Regions from separate parts of the Mus musculus genome. Here region 2 is linked to region 1. A link is a loop called in an ENCODE intact Hi-C map of the cell type or tissue named here. Cell type or tissue: heart. All regions are shown on one strand. Links, peaks and the distances in the headings refer to the core of each region. The heading gives the core; the rest is flanking DNA.

What was found. Peaks named below come from ENCODE experiments on the same cell type or tissue, not always from the same donor. Only the 100,000 strongest peaks of a DNase experiment are listed, where the experiment ranks them.
Region 2: it touches region 1 in a loop (2.3-fold over the local background); 2 of 42 quality-filtered maps call a loop at or near these places.

What each region holds. Positions count from the first base shown.
Region 1 is chr16:34,663,211-34,671,033 of GRCm38, forward strand. Ropn1 (ropporin, rhophilin associated protein 1) reads left to right here. Exons shown (of 6, transcript NM_030744.2): 2 at 3,474-3,601; 3 at 6,687-6,804. The coding sequence starts at 3,486. Among named protein-coding and RNA genes, the nearest start is that of Ropn1, 16 kb to the left of the region's middle. In heart, for the core only: a CTCF peak has its summit at 3,976 (motif pointing right); a DNase peak (open chromatin) is centred at 3,971; H3K4me3 peaks cover 661 bases; H3K27ac peaks cover 877 bases; H3K27me3 peaks cover 1,438 bases.
Region 2 is chr16:34,871,300-34,879,122 of GRCm38, forward strand. It overlaps Mylk (myosin, light polypeptide kinase), which reads left to right. Exons shown (of 32, transcript NM_139300.3): 4 at 1,890-1,938; 5 at 2,723-2,873; 6 at 4,198-4,363; 7 at 6,619-6,637; 8 at 7,755-7,823. Among named protein-coding and RNA genes, the nearest start is that of 1700119H24Rik, 64 kb to the right of the region's middle. In heart, for the core only: no CTCF peak of the experiment used is centred there; no DNase peak of the experiment used is centred there; H3K27me3 peaks cover 388 bases.

The DNA of each region.
Region 1 (7,823 bases), core at 1,449-6,448:
GTCTCTACCACTTTCCTCAGTGTTGCGATAAAATCCCTGACCAAAGCCACTTAAGGGAAAAAAGGGTGGTTGTTTTTTTCTTTTTAAAGATTTATTTATTTTATGTAAGTACACTATTGCTCTCTTCAGACACACCAGAAGAGAGTGTCAGATTCCATTACAGATGGTTGTGAGCCACCATGTGGTTGCTCATGACCTCTGGCAGAGCAGTCAGTGCTCTTAACCTCTGAGCCATCTCTCCAGACCTGAAGAGTGGTTGCGGCAGGACTGCAGGAGCAGGTGGCTGCTGGTCACATGTGGCATCTTCACTCTGGAAGCAGAGAGATGGGTGCTTGTGCTCAGCTGGCTGCTTTCTTTTTATGCAGCTGTGGGCCCCCAGGTCGGGTTGGTGCTGCCTACCATTAGGGCTGGCCTTCGTACATCCGTCAGCCTAATCTAGATGGTTCCTCATAGACGTGCATGCCTTCAAGCTGATTATAGACCCTGCCTAGAATCTAGATATCAACCATCATGCAGCTCATTGCAAAAAATCCATTCTGTTTCTTAGTTTCATCCTATGTAGAAGGATATCTACCTGTGGGCTGTTTTAAGAATTGAAAGTGAAAATGTGTTTATAATATCTAGCATGATAGTTGGCACAAGACACTCAAGGATGTAATTGATTACTTTTCAGAAATTGATAGAAAATAAGCGGAGAGAATGGAAAATTTTAAGAAAGTCTGAGCATCAAGGAAAGATAAGAGGAACAGGGGATATACTGCAGATGTTTGCTGGGCTTGGATCTCCTGTGTGTACCTCAGCTCTGAGCTGGTGGAGGCAGGAGAATCATTGGAGCTTACTAGCTTTCAGCCTCGCCAAGAAAAATATAAGCTCCAATTTCATTCAGGAAGAGGCCCTGACTCAAAGGAATAGGGAAAAGTGACAGTGGAGGACATTGATGCCTGCTTCAGGCCTCTGAGAATGCACATGGGGGCAAATACCCTTGAACACACGCTCAGGTGCATACACTCACATGAGTGTGAGCATGCGCGTGCACACACACACACACACACACACACACACACACACACACATACACACACTTTTCAAAAGATCCTATCAAGAAAAGTAAAGATGGTAAAATAGTGGAACCAGTTTCTTGGTTCCTCAGAAACGTGGTTGAACTTAACATGTGACCTAGCCAGCCTACCTCTGGTTACATACCCAAAAACGGAAAGCAGAGAACAATTAGATATTATGTACACGTGTTCATAGCAGCACTGTTAAAGTCCCCAAAAGATGCCAACAGCCCTTTCTAAGTGCCCAAACGGGTACATATTTATGGAAGGTCATACAAACCTAAAAAGGATGGAGATTCTGGTGCATGCTACAACATTCATGAAGCTGAAAGATGTTATACTTCATAAAATAAGCCAGCTCTGGAAGGACAAAGGTGTGCGACTCATGAGCATAGGGTACCTAAAGGTTCTCAAATTCACAGGATCGGAAAGGTGGAGTCATGGTTGTCAGTGGCAAAGAGAAAGAAAGCCTGGGTCTTTTGTTCAGTCACAGTTTCCATTTGGTGAGCATGAAAGGGCTCTGGAAATGGGTGGTGTTGCTGACTACACAACAGTGTAGATGAATGCATTGCCACGGAACTGTAGGCTGAAAAGGATTAACATGGCAAATCAGATATTTTTAATAATGATTAATAATCATTTTACCAGAGTAAGTTAAGATACACACAAATAAGATAAGCCATCTAAGACACTGTCGTTTACCAAATGAAATAGGTTGGAAAAGTCATCAAAAACCAAAAATATACAGTTCACAGTGCTGCACTTGGTGGCTAAAACCTGTAATCCCAGCAGCTGAGGGTGGAAACAGGAAAACGGGGGACTTAACTCAGAACAAATGAGGTCAGGGCCAGCCTGAGCTACCTGAGACCCTGTCTCCAAACAAAACAAAAAGAGCTTGCAACAGTAGCTATGGAAAACATTGTTTAAACATAAAAAAATAAAATGTGTAATATAAATATAGCTATAAATATGACAATGAGACATCTATGCAGCTACCATCTGGCTTAAACATGCAAAGTTGCTAGTAGTCTCAAGACCCCTCTGGTATTTTTCTGATGACATCCCTCTCCTCGCCAACTCTAGATTGTTATTCATCATCCCTAGTCATTTCTACAATAACTAGGGGAGCCAAAGCAATATCCTGGATTCCCACGGGCACCACGAGACTCCCCCACGGAGGTGTACTTCCAATTATAGATATATGTATCACCCTCTCATGATTATTACAGTATTTAGGGGGATCCCAAACAATGCCCTGCTTCCCCCTGGTTACCATGAGATGCCCTCATGATGATGTAAGAACGGCAGTAGCCAAAGCGTTTATCCCGATAAAGGAAATCTTTCCCTAAAATGACGTGCCGCGAAGTCTCTCTCTTGTCAGTGTTAGCATCTAAACCAACTATTGCACAGTTGGTGGCTTCTTTTCATCTTCCATCTTTCCTGTCTTTGTGGCCTTTCCAGGTATGACTGTCCCTAGAGTTTAAAAGCCTGCTCTGTTGATTTCTGTACATAGCTGACACATTTAAGGCCTTTTATTGTGGTTAGAGATAAGCACGCATTCTTTCCAACTGTCTTAGTTTGGATTATTTTGGATTGATAAGGATTGGGGGGGGGGCTTTTTGTAAACTCCATTTCTCCTTTTTACATATATAGTGGTTACTTTTATGACTTTTATAATCTTTTATATTCGTGAAAAATGTTAGTAAAATGTAGACATAGTTGGCTCTTTAAGAAGTCTAAAATTAAACACGATCCCCTTCTTCCAAATAAACAAACAAACAACTAAAGAGGAGTGGAAATGCCACCTCTTAAGACCACAGTCTTTTCTTCTCAGGGTTTTCCAACTAGGCATTGTTGGTGTAGACCTAAACTTACAGCTGACCTGTGGCTTCTTGGGGCTGTTTCTCTCCCCACCCCACCCTGCCCCACCCCACCCCCCAAAATCTATGGAGACAGCTCTCAGTGCGCATCACTACACACAGGCTATTGTTTCCGGTTTGAGTTCTCACACAAAAGATGTTAGCCTTTGCGCCCACACCAAACATAGTGGCAGCCAGAAAGGGAAAAGGAGTTTTTAGTCTGGTCTTTTGCTTTCTCTCCCCTCCTTGCACTGCCATTCATATCCAGCATTTGAGTTCTTTCCAATCACATTAGCCTCCGGGTCAGCTCAGATTCTTCGGGTTCCCTATTCTGCCTGCGTTCTGTGTCACTTGTATCGTGGGGACCACCCACCAGAGAAACCCGCTGCTCAGACGTGGGTTTAAGCCAATAGAAAGACTTCTAGACTAGCAGAAACTCCAAAACGAGTGTTAATGTAGGGTCTAGAGGATCTCTTATTCTAAACAGCTTTCTTACGTTTCATGATTGCTTAGGACTCAAATAAAATCCTCGCGTTCTGTTTGGTCCTGTTTGTAGGTCAAGCGATCAATGCCTCAGACAGACAAGCAAGTATGCATCCCACCGGAGCTGCCGGAATTGCTGAAGCAGTTTACCAAAGATGCCATTCGGACCCAGCCTCCTGATCTCATACAGTGGGCAGCCGAGTAAGTTGTTTCTCTCGGATGGCAGATATTAAGAAAGGGTTTGTGGGAAACCGAGGAGGTTGGCAAGCCTGCAGTCAGGCAGTGCAGGCAGGTTAGTAGAAACTGGGTCTTTAAAATCCACACACAAATGTATCCACACACAGAGCCCTTCCCTAAACTAGCCAGATTGAGTAGTAACATGAGAACAGTAGGCCAAGTGTCCTGGGGCAAATAGAATCAGTTAGCTTACCATGTCAGCTAGCACATGCCCGCCTAACCCATCCCTGCATCCCATCTGCTTTCCTGGTTGGAAGGAGTTTAGGAATCTGGCTGGCACCTCCGCTCGCCTTTCCCCGGTTTACACCTGCAGCTTGTTTTCCTTCTTACCGCTAGATGGCAGCAGTGCACCTAGTGGAGCGGTGCGCGATCCCGCGGGGAGGAGGAGGAGGAGGTGGGATCTCTACAAGCTGGTTTCCTCTGATTAATGAAACACCTTCTTTCATGGCTGTGGAAACACATACTTGGGCAAGACTAAAGACACTTTGAACCCAGTCTTTGGGGAGAAAATTCTTTTTTAATTGATTTTTTTAAAAAATTGATCTTTCCCGTCTGCATGAAGATGTCCAAGGTCACATGGCTTTCTGGGAACGGTTGTAGAGCTGAAGAGGTCAAGTCGCTCTATGGTGTGCGTGTAGCACATAGCACACTGGCTCCTTGAAGAGCCCCTAGAGGCTGCTCGGTGGGTGAGCTTGCACAACAGGGGCGGACTTCACCGCAGCGGCTTTGCATAGAAAGCCTCTCAACTATGAAATTGTTTCTTAGACACACGTGCCTGCTGGAAAGTGGACAGCCTGGCTTGGTGCAGGGGGTTGGGAGCTAACAAGACCGTACTCTGGGGCCTTTTCTAGATGTTTTTATTGCTGGATGATTACTTCCTTAGAGGTGTCTCTGTGAGAAGATACCTCAGACTGTAGAGGGAGGGGCTAAGGAAAGAGAACCTCCAGCAGGTGGTGAAGACATCTAGGCTGAGCCAGAAGGAAGCTTTTTAGAATGGAAGGAAAGTAATGCAGTCTAAATGGAGTTGCTTTGCCTAGTCATGAATCCTGTGTCGTTTTCTATCTTGAATTGTATGCATTACCTCTAAGATTGGACTTTAACGTCAGAAGGCTAATTTCTTTTGGCATAGTCGGACAGATTTTGTTTTATGCCATATGATTGCTTCAAACCGCATTTTAACGTCCTTGTGCTTCTGCATTATCGCAAGAAAAGTGACATTTCTCGATATTGTCCCTGACATTCATGGAGGGAAACTTTTCCACCATGGTAACCTGCTGGCTCCGTATTGTATGATGTGCTATAAATTTTTTAGACATCCGTGCAAGATCAGTTTGTACTTCAAGTGCAGTGAGAAAGAGCATGACTTAAGAACATTCTCCATCCAGTTTAGACATCAAAGGCACTTACCGGATCGCTTTCTGTGGCTTACAATCTTGTGTTCTAGCAGATGGAACAGCACCGAGTATCTCCAAGATAAAATAGGTATTTAGTTCATAACATGCAAGAATTTCCTCGACAAAGAAGAAGCCAGCTCCCCACCATCAGCAGGGCCTATACTGATTTGTCCTGAAGCAAGCATGTGAGGCAGCCGAAATCGAAATCGGTAAAACTGCAACCACGGAATCATTCACTTGCAAATACAATGCAAAGATACAGAGCAATGAATCCGTGGGTGTGGCTACATTCTCTAACCAACTATACTAACAACTCCAAAGCTATTTGGAGAGCGCCACATATCCACCCAGGCACTTCTGTGGGACGGGATGCTGTAGTATTGCTGTCCCCGCTTTAAATCCCCTCCCCCACCCAATCTGATTGTAAGGTCAGGCCACATCCCAGTCTGGGTGCTCCACTGTACCACTTTCACCCAGACACTGGTCTGTCTACAGAGATGGCTCATGTACAGGGTCAAAAGTGTCAAAGTCTTTCTACAGCCGCTCCCACTGAGGACCTCTAGCCACAGACTGGAAGTTGCGTGTTCTGATTCCTGTCTCTTTAGTTCTGTTTGCTTTGTGTCTCAGAAAAGGGCAGTAGTTAGCGCTGTCCTGTAGACTGACCCTAAAATGGGCTTCTGTAAAACAGCACCCTCCCTCCCGGTGTTTTATACTACCTGGTGATGGAGGGGCAGGAATAAGACTTTGGGTGGAGACACCCCGGCGTCATATTGCTCACGCCCACTCCCTGTGGCAGTCAGCTTCTTTCCATATCACGCCAATCTTGACATAGGGTTTGACCTATCTTTCTCATCACTCCCAAACAGAGTCCACCCCACGAGGCAGTAGCACACAGCAGGCATATCTAACTGAAAATTCTGAGGGATGAAAGAACAGGACTGCTTCATAGACACCACATCCACTTACGCCGTTCCCTTCCTTGCCATGCCTCTCCTCCCGGGCCTTCCTGAGGGCCTTGCTCAAGCCCCACACAGGCCTCACTACCTCAAGCCAGAAACCCTTTCCCACTCCCCCAGGAACCATTCTATCTGCAAGTATCTTCATATAATCACGGTCTTCATGCCTACCAGATCCGCATGAATGGATATCCTATGCATATCCTAGGATCTCTCTGTCTATGAAAATAAAACACCAGGGCTAGAGAGATGGCTCAGTGGTTAAGAGGACTGATTGCTCTTCCAGAGGTCCTGAGTTCATATCCCAGCAACCACACAGTGGCTCACAACCATCTGTATTGGGATCTGATGCCCTCTTCTGGTGTGTCTGAAGACAGCTACAGTGTACTCATATACATAAAATAAATAAGTACATCTGAAAGAAAAGAAAAAGACTAAGAAGGGAAGGGGGTGGGGATGAGATTCATTGGCTGTTTATTATTCTTAGAGGAAAATAAAACCTTTTTATACCCTGATCACTCTTCATTCCTTAAAGTGGAAATAACACAATCAAACTTTCCCCATTTGCAAACAAACCACAGCTAAATACTGTCCTTTATCTACTCAGCCAAAAAAAAAAAAAAGTGAAGTAAATTCATAAGTATCTAGAGGCCACTAAAACCCGGGAGCCTCCTCTATCCCCCACCCCTTCTCTTGCAGATATTTCGGAGCCATGTCCCGTGGAGAGATTCCTCCAGTGAGAGAGAGGTCTGAACAAATCCCTTTGTCCAACTGGGCTGAGCTGACACCTGAGCTGCTGAAGGTCCTGCATTCTCGGGTAAGGAGCTCTAGGGATGCTGCGGAAACTGAGCGGTTACATCAGGGCGGTCTGAACGCCCGCAGGCAGCTGGCCGTTAGCACTGCCCCCAAAAGCTTATTAAGTCCTGGCCTCAAAGCGACTTGTCCTTCAGAGAAATGGGAATTAGTGTGGAAGAGACTGAATCCTTGAGCTGTCCTGGGGTCATCACAGATCCCCCCCCCCCCCCCAGATCTCAAAGGATATACAGGGGCTCAGTGTAATGCATACCACCTGTCTTAAAGGGTATCGGCATCACACTAACAGGGCCAGACGATGAGAGGTCTACCGCAGGCTGGTGTAAAAATAGCACACCCTTCTTGGAAAACCCTTCACACATTATCAAAGGAGTTAGCCTGTGAACGGGGAAAAAATGGACTGGCTTGAGAAAAATCTGTGCTTTGGCCAGTTGTTGGGATACAGTTGAGCGGCATGGTGCCCCACATTAGGATAGAGGATAGGGGAGACTTGGGTGATTTGGGGCACACTCAACCTTGGGCTCAGAGGCCCTGGCAATGTGTTGGAACCTTAATGAGGTACCCGCATCATGGCTGCATCCTTAGCTAAGGGGAATCTGTCACTCGCCTTCACTCTTTAGATGCCAAGACTTCTGTGGAGTGAACCCAGCAAAGCTCTCAAGGTCCTGGGACCAAACAATGTTAGATACCTATCCTAAACCCTAAGGTCAGCCATAGGGTGCCACATGTCACTCATGCAGAGACAGGAGGGACACACATGAGATTCAATACAGAGAACTATGTGTACTCTAGGAGAGATGTCTCAGCCAGCCTCTAATGTCCCATCTGCCTTCCAGGGCCAACCTAAGAACAAAATTAGAGACCATAAAGGCATCATAAGAAATGAAATGGACTCTACATGGGTCTCTCTACCATAATTCTGACATCTGGAGTTTAAAAATATTAAACTACATCACAGCATTACAAAGACAATTGTCAAACGGGATTCGCTGGCTCTCTCTAGCTCCCAGTTTCCCTCCTTGT
Region 2 (7,823 bases), core at 947-5,946, 210 kb after region 1:
TTGTATGGAGGCTGTACAAGAAGCTCCAACATGCTGGCTGGATGTCCCTCACTTGCTTTCTCCCTTTGTTCAGGGTACGGGTGACCACATTGTATTCCATTTTTAAAAACCATTTCTTTTCTAAGTTTTAAAAAATATAGCTAATATTTCTAAAAGTAAAATATAACTAAATTATACATAGCTAATATTTCTGAAAGTAAAATATACCTAAATTATTGAGCACCCTACCACCCTCAAACAATTACTATTATCAATGTGTATCTTTTTGTGCTTCCTCCAACAGCATGGAAGGAGCCCAGCATCTATCTTAACTGTCCATGTCAACTGGGTTCTTTCAAAACCTGTCTCTCCTTTGATGAGCTTAAAGTGTCTTTCAACCTTGGCTAGAGAGTGAGTTGGCAGACTGCTCGCCCAGTGGTCATATTGGACAAATACATCAGCAGTGATCACTGGTCCATGGCATCCCAAGTTCAGTGTGGCCTGAGCATTTTGGTGTGGCTCCTGTCTCACTGATGTTCTGTCAGAATCTCAAGATAGGTGTGGCTAGGGAAATGCTAACTGTGACGTTAAGTCTCTACCCATGGGTCCATTCCTGTCCTGTCATGGAAATGTGATAGCTGAGAGAGCGTAAGGAAGTCTACCATTCCCCAATAAATGTCCTGTGCATTCCCTGCAGCAGACACTCTCTCATATGAGCACGACGACCCAGCCTTCCTTAGTAGGCTTTTTATACGCATTCACAGCTTATAGAAGAAAGAGACCAACTTCCAGGGTGATGGCTCTTTCCTCCTTCTCCTAACCCAAAACCAAACCACTATTGTGTAGTTATGTTACTGCATTGTTTTCTGGTCACATTTTATATCTCCTCCCCAGCTGCAGCCCCCCGATAAAGGGTTCCCCATGTGGTGTCTCTAGGTTTGCTATACTGCTGTTTCCTGCCTGGTACATCAGCAGCTCACCCAGGCTCGGTGGCACTGGGCATAGTAACTTTTCAGCTAGAACTGGCGGTACCTAGCACAGCAGCAGCTTGCCGAGGCCTGGCAGTACTGCTGATTCTGGGAGGTGTGGCTTCGCAGCGGCTCACTCATTCCTGTTCTATTTCTGCTTGTTGCTATTTGCTGGGCCTTCTGTGGAAGAACTGAGCATTGATTCTGTTCATCGTAAATAGATATGGTAAGAGATGTGCATCTCCTTCCCTCACTTAAGCTGTGGCATATTCTGGACCAGTCCTGGATCTCTATAGGTGATTCTAACAATAGAAAGTCCCAAATACTACCTCACAACTCAGCTAGGAGGTTGAGTATTCTAGAACTTGGGAGGCCTGATGAATTCCCAAATCATTTTAGGTTCTATTATTTCCACCTGTGACTTCTCTGAATTTCATTTTTTCTTACCCACTGGGAAAAAAAAAAGACAGAAAGAGGGTTGGGGAGACAGCTCAGCTGTTAGGAGTATTTGCTGTTCTTACAGAGGACCCAGGTTCAGTCTCCAGCACCTACATGGTGACTCACAACCATCTGCAACTCCAATTCTGGGAGATCCAATACCCTCTGATGGCTCATGTGCCGTTTGTCCACAGACACCAGGCATGCACCTGATGAACATATATGCATACAGGCAAGCACTCATACACACAAAATAACAATAAATACATTAAAAAAACTTTAAAAGATGGAAAAATAATGAATTACCTACTTCATTAAATTATTATAAGGCACTTATATTCCAGTGTTTGCGATGCATTAGCCTGGTGCTCAGAGTCAGAATGTGCCCATTAAGGTTCACATATAGCTCCATCTTCCCCTGTAGTTGAGTCTGCATGACTCGTTGCTGACATTGGTGGATGCAACCTGACCCTGACTCTCTAGCCTTCTCTCTGTGTGTTACAGGGAATTCTATGAAGAAGCGTGATCAGCCTGTTCTTTCTAAAGCCTCAGGGTAAGTTCTGGAATGCTCAAGCCAGAGTAAGGGTTGGATTGTCTTTTCCTGCTGACTTAGCACGCATAGGTATAGGGCATATGTCTTACATATCCTAGGTTGTAATAACTGAAGAATGGGGGCCTAGTGGTACATTGAGAGCCATTCCCCCAGCATCTCCTGACCTGGAAGCCTCTGTGGCTAGCATCTTTGGCTCATCTGCTAAATAGTAAGGGAATGGAGGAATGTGCCTATGGTCTTCAAAGGATTCTCCACAATTAAGATAATAATGGATAGAAATATGAGTAGATTTAGAAGTGTTAACAATAGCTGCTGTCACAGACGAGCCCCAGATCTAGGTGGCTCAGCCCAAACTTATTTCTTAACTTGTTCTTGAATGGATGAGAGCTTCCCACATTCTCTCTAAGGAGCCCGTACTTTCTCTGTTTTGTAGCTCCATCTCCTGGAGCCTCTACACCTAGCTAGAATATTGGGCAGAAAACAGAGCGGAGAGCCTTTCTGGAAGTTTCCATAAGTCAGCTCTGGAGGTTGCATACAGCAAGAATGCTCTTGGTCTATTGTCCAAAATCCAGGCTTTAGACCAGAGTTAAGGTTTAAGGGAGGCTGGTAGATGTGACACAGATGCATGCCCGTGTGATAGAGGTGATACATTCTGGTGCCACAGGGAGAGAAGATGAGTTAGAAGAAGTATTTGAGGCATGGAGTTGGGAAAACAACCCTCAAATGGTTTCTGAGTGGCTATCCAGTCTAAATGGATTCTCTGTTGACTTCTTTCTCGAGACAGATTTCCAGGGGAGACTCGTCCTAGCATCTGGGGTGAGTGCCCACCAAAGTTTGCCACCAAGCTGGGCAGAGCTGTGGTCAAAGAAGGGCAGATGGGGCGATTCTCCTGCAAGATCACTGGCCGGCCTCCACCACAGGTCACCTGGCTCAAGGTAAGGCTTTGTCCACCCAGACTCTGGCCCTTCCCAGGAAGCCCGAGAGCTCACACCCTGGGAATCTGTCTTTCCAGTTAGTTCCTTCTGTTTCAACCCCGGTCGTTTCCCCAAGGTTCTGAGTATATGTGATAGTGACATTCTACTCTAGGGTCCCCTGCTGTCACTCAGACCATGGTGTTCTCTTCCTCACCTCACAAAACAACAGAAAGCTTTTGTTCAAAGACAGACGAAGCACCTCAAGGAAGGAGTTTGAATTGGGGCACTAATTTTCAGGGAGCCGTTCTATGGTTCTTGAGGCATGTGACACTAGACAAGTCACTTAAACCTTTGGAACCCAGTCTCACCAGCTTTGAGGTAGGAGTAATGCCTCAGCATGTTAGGAGGACGCTCCGTGTGGAAGTGTTTTACAGACCACTCATAACCAGACCAAGTGGAGAGAGGCAGAAGAGATGGTGGTACCAGGTAGTAAGAAAGGTGGAGATGGAACAGGGCACTGAGGGATGTCAGGAAGGGTGGGATCAAGGCCAGAGAGAGAATAGGTTTTTCAGAGAAGAAACTTTTGAGTAAGATGAGTAGTAGGACTCCTTTTACCTCTTTTTGATTCTTCTAAACTCACCCTCAGGGGAAAAAAAAAGGAAGGCAGGAAAAAAAATGAAGGGAGAGATCCAGGGTGTCCTCACACTCCATTCCTTCAAAGAAACACAGGCCCTCTGAGGCAGTTTCCACACGTCAGCAGCAAGCCTCTGCAGGAGCCTCAAGGCTGAATGCTCAGGGGTGACTGTTTCGGTCTTCTTTCTGTTAGTGTGTGAAACACCACGACCAAAAGCAACTTGGAGAGGAAAGGGTTTGTTTTACTTACACCCCCACATTATAGGGCATCCCTGAGGAAGTCAGAGGGGGAACCTGGAGACAGGAGCTAAAGGACAAGCCATGGGTGAATGTTGCTTACAGGCTTACTCTATAGCGTGCATAGTTTGCTTTTTCCCACACACCAGAACCACCCGCCCAGGGACAGCATGACCCACTGTGGGCTGGGCCCTTCCACATCAATCACCAATCAAGAAAATGTTCCCCAGTCTTATCAGTAGGCCCGCCTGATGAGACTTGAGGTGGTTCCGTCTTCTCAGAGGGCTCTACCTTGTGTCACGTTAACAACAGACAAGCAAACAGAGTCGTCGCCAGGATGAATCTCTGGAGACCACAGAACAGATGCTGTGTACTCAAGCCCTGGTGTCCATTCTGCAGGACTAGAGGAAAGGCGGGCCAACTGGGTCAAAGAGAGCAGACGTCTGTAACCAAGCTCTCCTGTTGCCACTTGTAGGGAAATGTCCCGTTGCAGCCAAGTGCCCGTGTGTCAATGTCAGAGAAGAATGGCATGCAGATCCTGGAGATCCGTGGGGTCACTCGGGATGACCTGGGCGTGTACACCTGCATGGTGGTGAATGGGTCAGGGAAAGCCTCCATGTCGGCGGAGCTCTCCATCCCAGGTATTGGGGGCCGATGCAGAGGGACCCTTCCCTGGTGTCAGAACCAGCATAGACGGAGCTGTTCCTAACACCGCTTGTGTGTATGCATGTGAAGGACAAAGTTTTCAACTAGAAGAGAAAGGCCTAGAGGAAGATGCTATGAGCTGCCTGCTCGCTTCATTTGTGTCCCTAACTAGACCCTGCCCCTTCAATGTCCTCAGTCCTTCCTCCTAGCTCAGGTAGGAGGGTCCCTAGGCAGGTGGCCCTGGTGTGTATGAAAAAGCAAACTACGCAAGCTATAAAGTGTTAGCCTATAAGCCACATTCTTCCATGGCTTGTTTTCATATCTCTGACTGTGGGAAGAGTGAGTGGATGTGATGATGCTCTGTCACCTCTCCTGCCTGACATGTAACTTGTCCATTCTGTCCATCAAATCAGATGTGTATAAAGTGAGGACATGCCTGCTCTAAGGCAGAGTTGAAGAGAAGGTTTTTATTGTAGATGTGAGCGAGCATACACCCAGAGGCATCTGGAAGGGTCCAGAACAGAAAAAGAAATGAGTAGACTAAACGTGGTTAGCACGCTGAAGCTGGCCGTGAGATGGGGAGAGACAGAGAGGAAGAGAAGCAACCAAAGATGACCAAGAGGGAAGTATAGCTGAAATGGTGGGGTTGTATAGGAGTGAAAAGCTGGGGAAAGATTAGCCCATGAGCTGGAGAAGTTTAGGGTGGGGGTGGCATGCAGAGAACTGGGAAGAGCTACAGATATTGAGTGAGGCTGGAGGCCAGCATGTGCTTTGGTATGCTAAGAGGAACCTCAGTTAGCCCTTGTCCCAGGTTTCTTTTAGACCCTACAAAATTCTCACTCAGCCTAACTCTTTCTACCCAGGATCCTCCTCACCAGAGTGGACATGTCAGCACGCTGCTCTTCCTTGCTTCTGTCCTCAGCCCTGTCTGTTCTTCCTCTGCACTCTCTCTCATCACCTGCTTACAGTCTCTAGCCTTCCCCAAGTCCAGCCTGCCCCGTGCTCACGGACTAGTCACAGATATGCCTTGGGCTTGAGGATCAGAAAGGGAAGCCACCTCATCGCCTTCCTCCTCCTGTATCCCCCACTTCTGCCTGTGATTCCCCCTTTTGTATCTTATTCCATTCCTTAGAAACTATGGATTTTTGAGCGCTCTCTCTCTCTTTCTCTTTCTCTCTCTCTCCTCTCCCTTCATCCATGTATCACTTTATCATCAATCATCTATCTATCTATCTATCTATCTATCTATCTATCTATCTATCTATCTATCATCAAACATCTATCTCTTTATAATCTATCTCTCTATCATCTATCCATCCATCCATCCATCTACCATCTCTTTATTTTGGTTTAAGTGTTTTCCGCAGTCCCCAGGAAGAAACTTGTATGTGTAAGTGTATTTATTTACCTGAGACAAGTGTCATGGAGCCACCCTGAGACATCCCATGTGCCGCCCACTGGTATTTTCTGTCCCAGCAGATGCAATTAAAACAAGAAACTCCAGTCCTGATCAAAGAATGTGACTTGGCCACTCCCCATGGGTTGGGAACTGTCAGGCCTCTGCAGCAAGGTTTAGCCACCCTTTCTTATTTTCCACAGCCTTGCATTTAAAAGCCTCTCCCTCTTAATGCCTATAATGACAAAATGATACACGGCTGGGATTTGTTTGAAAGTACTCAAAAACAAACACACAGAATAAGAGAAAAGAGATGGGCAGGACTGGTAAAATTGTTCTATCCTCACCGTGCTGGAAGCTTTCAAGGACTTGTAATATCTGCCTTTCTACTAGTAGATATTTTGGGATTTTCCACGATACTATTTAAAAAAGCAGTAGACATGGTAAGAAAACAATATATTGTATTTTTCTGGGTGTGTAAAATGTTACTTCCTTTGTATGTTTCTAAAGCACTTATCTGTCCAAAATGCACTTTTTTTTTTGGGGGGGGGCAGTTCAGAAGGCTGAAGGTAGCCAAGTGTTGTTGGCCTTTTCACTAGAGGGTTTGTCCCTTGATATGTGGCTCGGTTGATAATGCATCCTCCTGTTTGGTGAAGCAGAATGGAGTCCGTGCCCTCAGGCCCCGGCTGCTGTTATAAAGCCCAGTCAGAGAAGTGTCTCTAGTGTGAGAAAGCTCTCTCGGCCTACCCAGAGCCCTGAGCAGGGAAGCTCTGTACTAAAGAAAAAAAATGTCACCTTCTCATTGTCTCTGCTTGGCATATAAAATAACCAGCTGTCTTTCTGCCCCTCTTCCAGGTTTGGACAATGCCGCTAGGTATGTCTTTCTTCATAATTGTTGCTTTCCAGCTTATACTCCGCACAGAACAGCAGCAGCTAAATGCCCTGACTTCTGAAGTCCTTGTGTAGGAAATGAGGGTTGGCTCAGAGGACCGCTTTCCTTGGGGTGCTTTGCTCTGTTTTCCTGGGGTAGTTTGCTGCCTGGTTTGATTGGAGGTTCCATCCGTAAGAAGTTTCTTGGGACGCTCAGTGCTGTGTCTTCCTCAGTGTAGTCTCAGTGTCTTCAAAGCAGACCACACTAAAGGCGCTGTAACCCTACCCCAGGCCAGAAGCCACTCTGCTCTGGCCTACAGACCCCTTGCTTCCTTCCTTCCTTTCAGGATATGAAGCATAGAGATGCAGGACCCAGGGTAGAGCTGACTGTCGGTTGTAGAGAAGGGCTGTCAACTGCCTCGCATATGGAATTACAGCTGTAGTCCCTGTGGGGAATCATGACCAAGACACGAATGTCAGTTACTGGGTTGACAATGCCCTTTCTGAAAATCCCACATTTGAACACAGACCAGGGAAGTGTAACATTAGCAGGTGAAGAAAAGCTTGGGAGACCATATTCCAACCAGAAGGAACGGTGCTGAAAAGCCCCAAGAGGAGGTCTGTGGGGCCCAGATAACCTCCATGCAGCTCTAGTAGCCTGGCTGGCTGCAGGTCAGTGGCTTGTATGGCAGAAGGCAGCTAGGGCTCTGTCTGCCATTGCGATGCCCACCTTTATTAATAGAGTGGAAAGCTAAAAAACTCCTTGACCTTCAAGTGGTATAACTCAATTTATGTTGTCTGCAGTGACTATTTAGAATTGGACTAGGGAGGGGCCATGTGAGCTAAGGAAGTCTGTGGTTGGTTTGAACTCCAGAGCCCCAGGGAGAAGAGATATATCAATGCACAGGACTACTGGTGGAAGCAAGGGACTGGGAGAGCCAAGTATCCCCTGAGCTCTGGCTTGGGGATACAGAGCAAGCTACAGTACTTCACTATCAACTTTCCCCTGTGGGCTTTGTGGTACCTGAAATCTGTACCGTGGGAAGTAATGTTTGCAAAGTAACCAGGTGGCCACTCTGTCCCTGGTGCCTTCTCCCCTCCTGACCATCATTGTCATACAGGTTGGCTGTGAGAGGAACCAAAGCCCCCAGTCCAGACATCAGGAAGGAGGTGACCAATGGAGTCTCCAA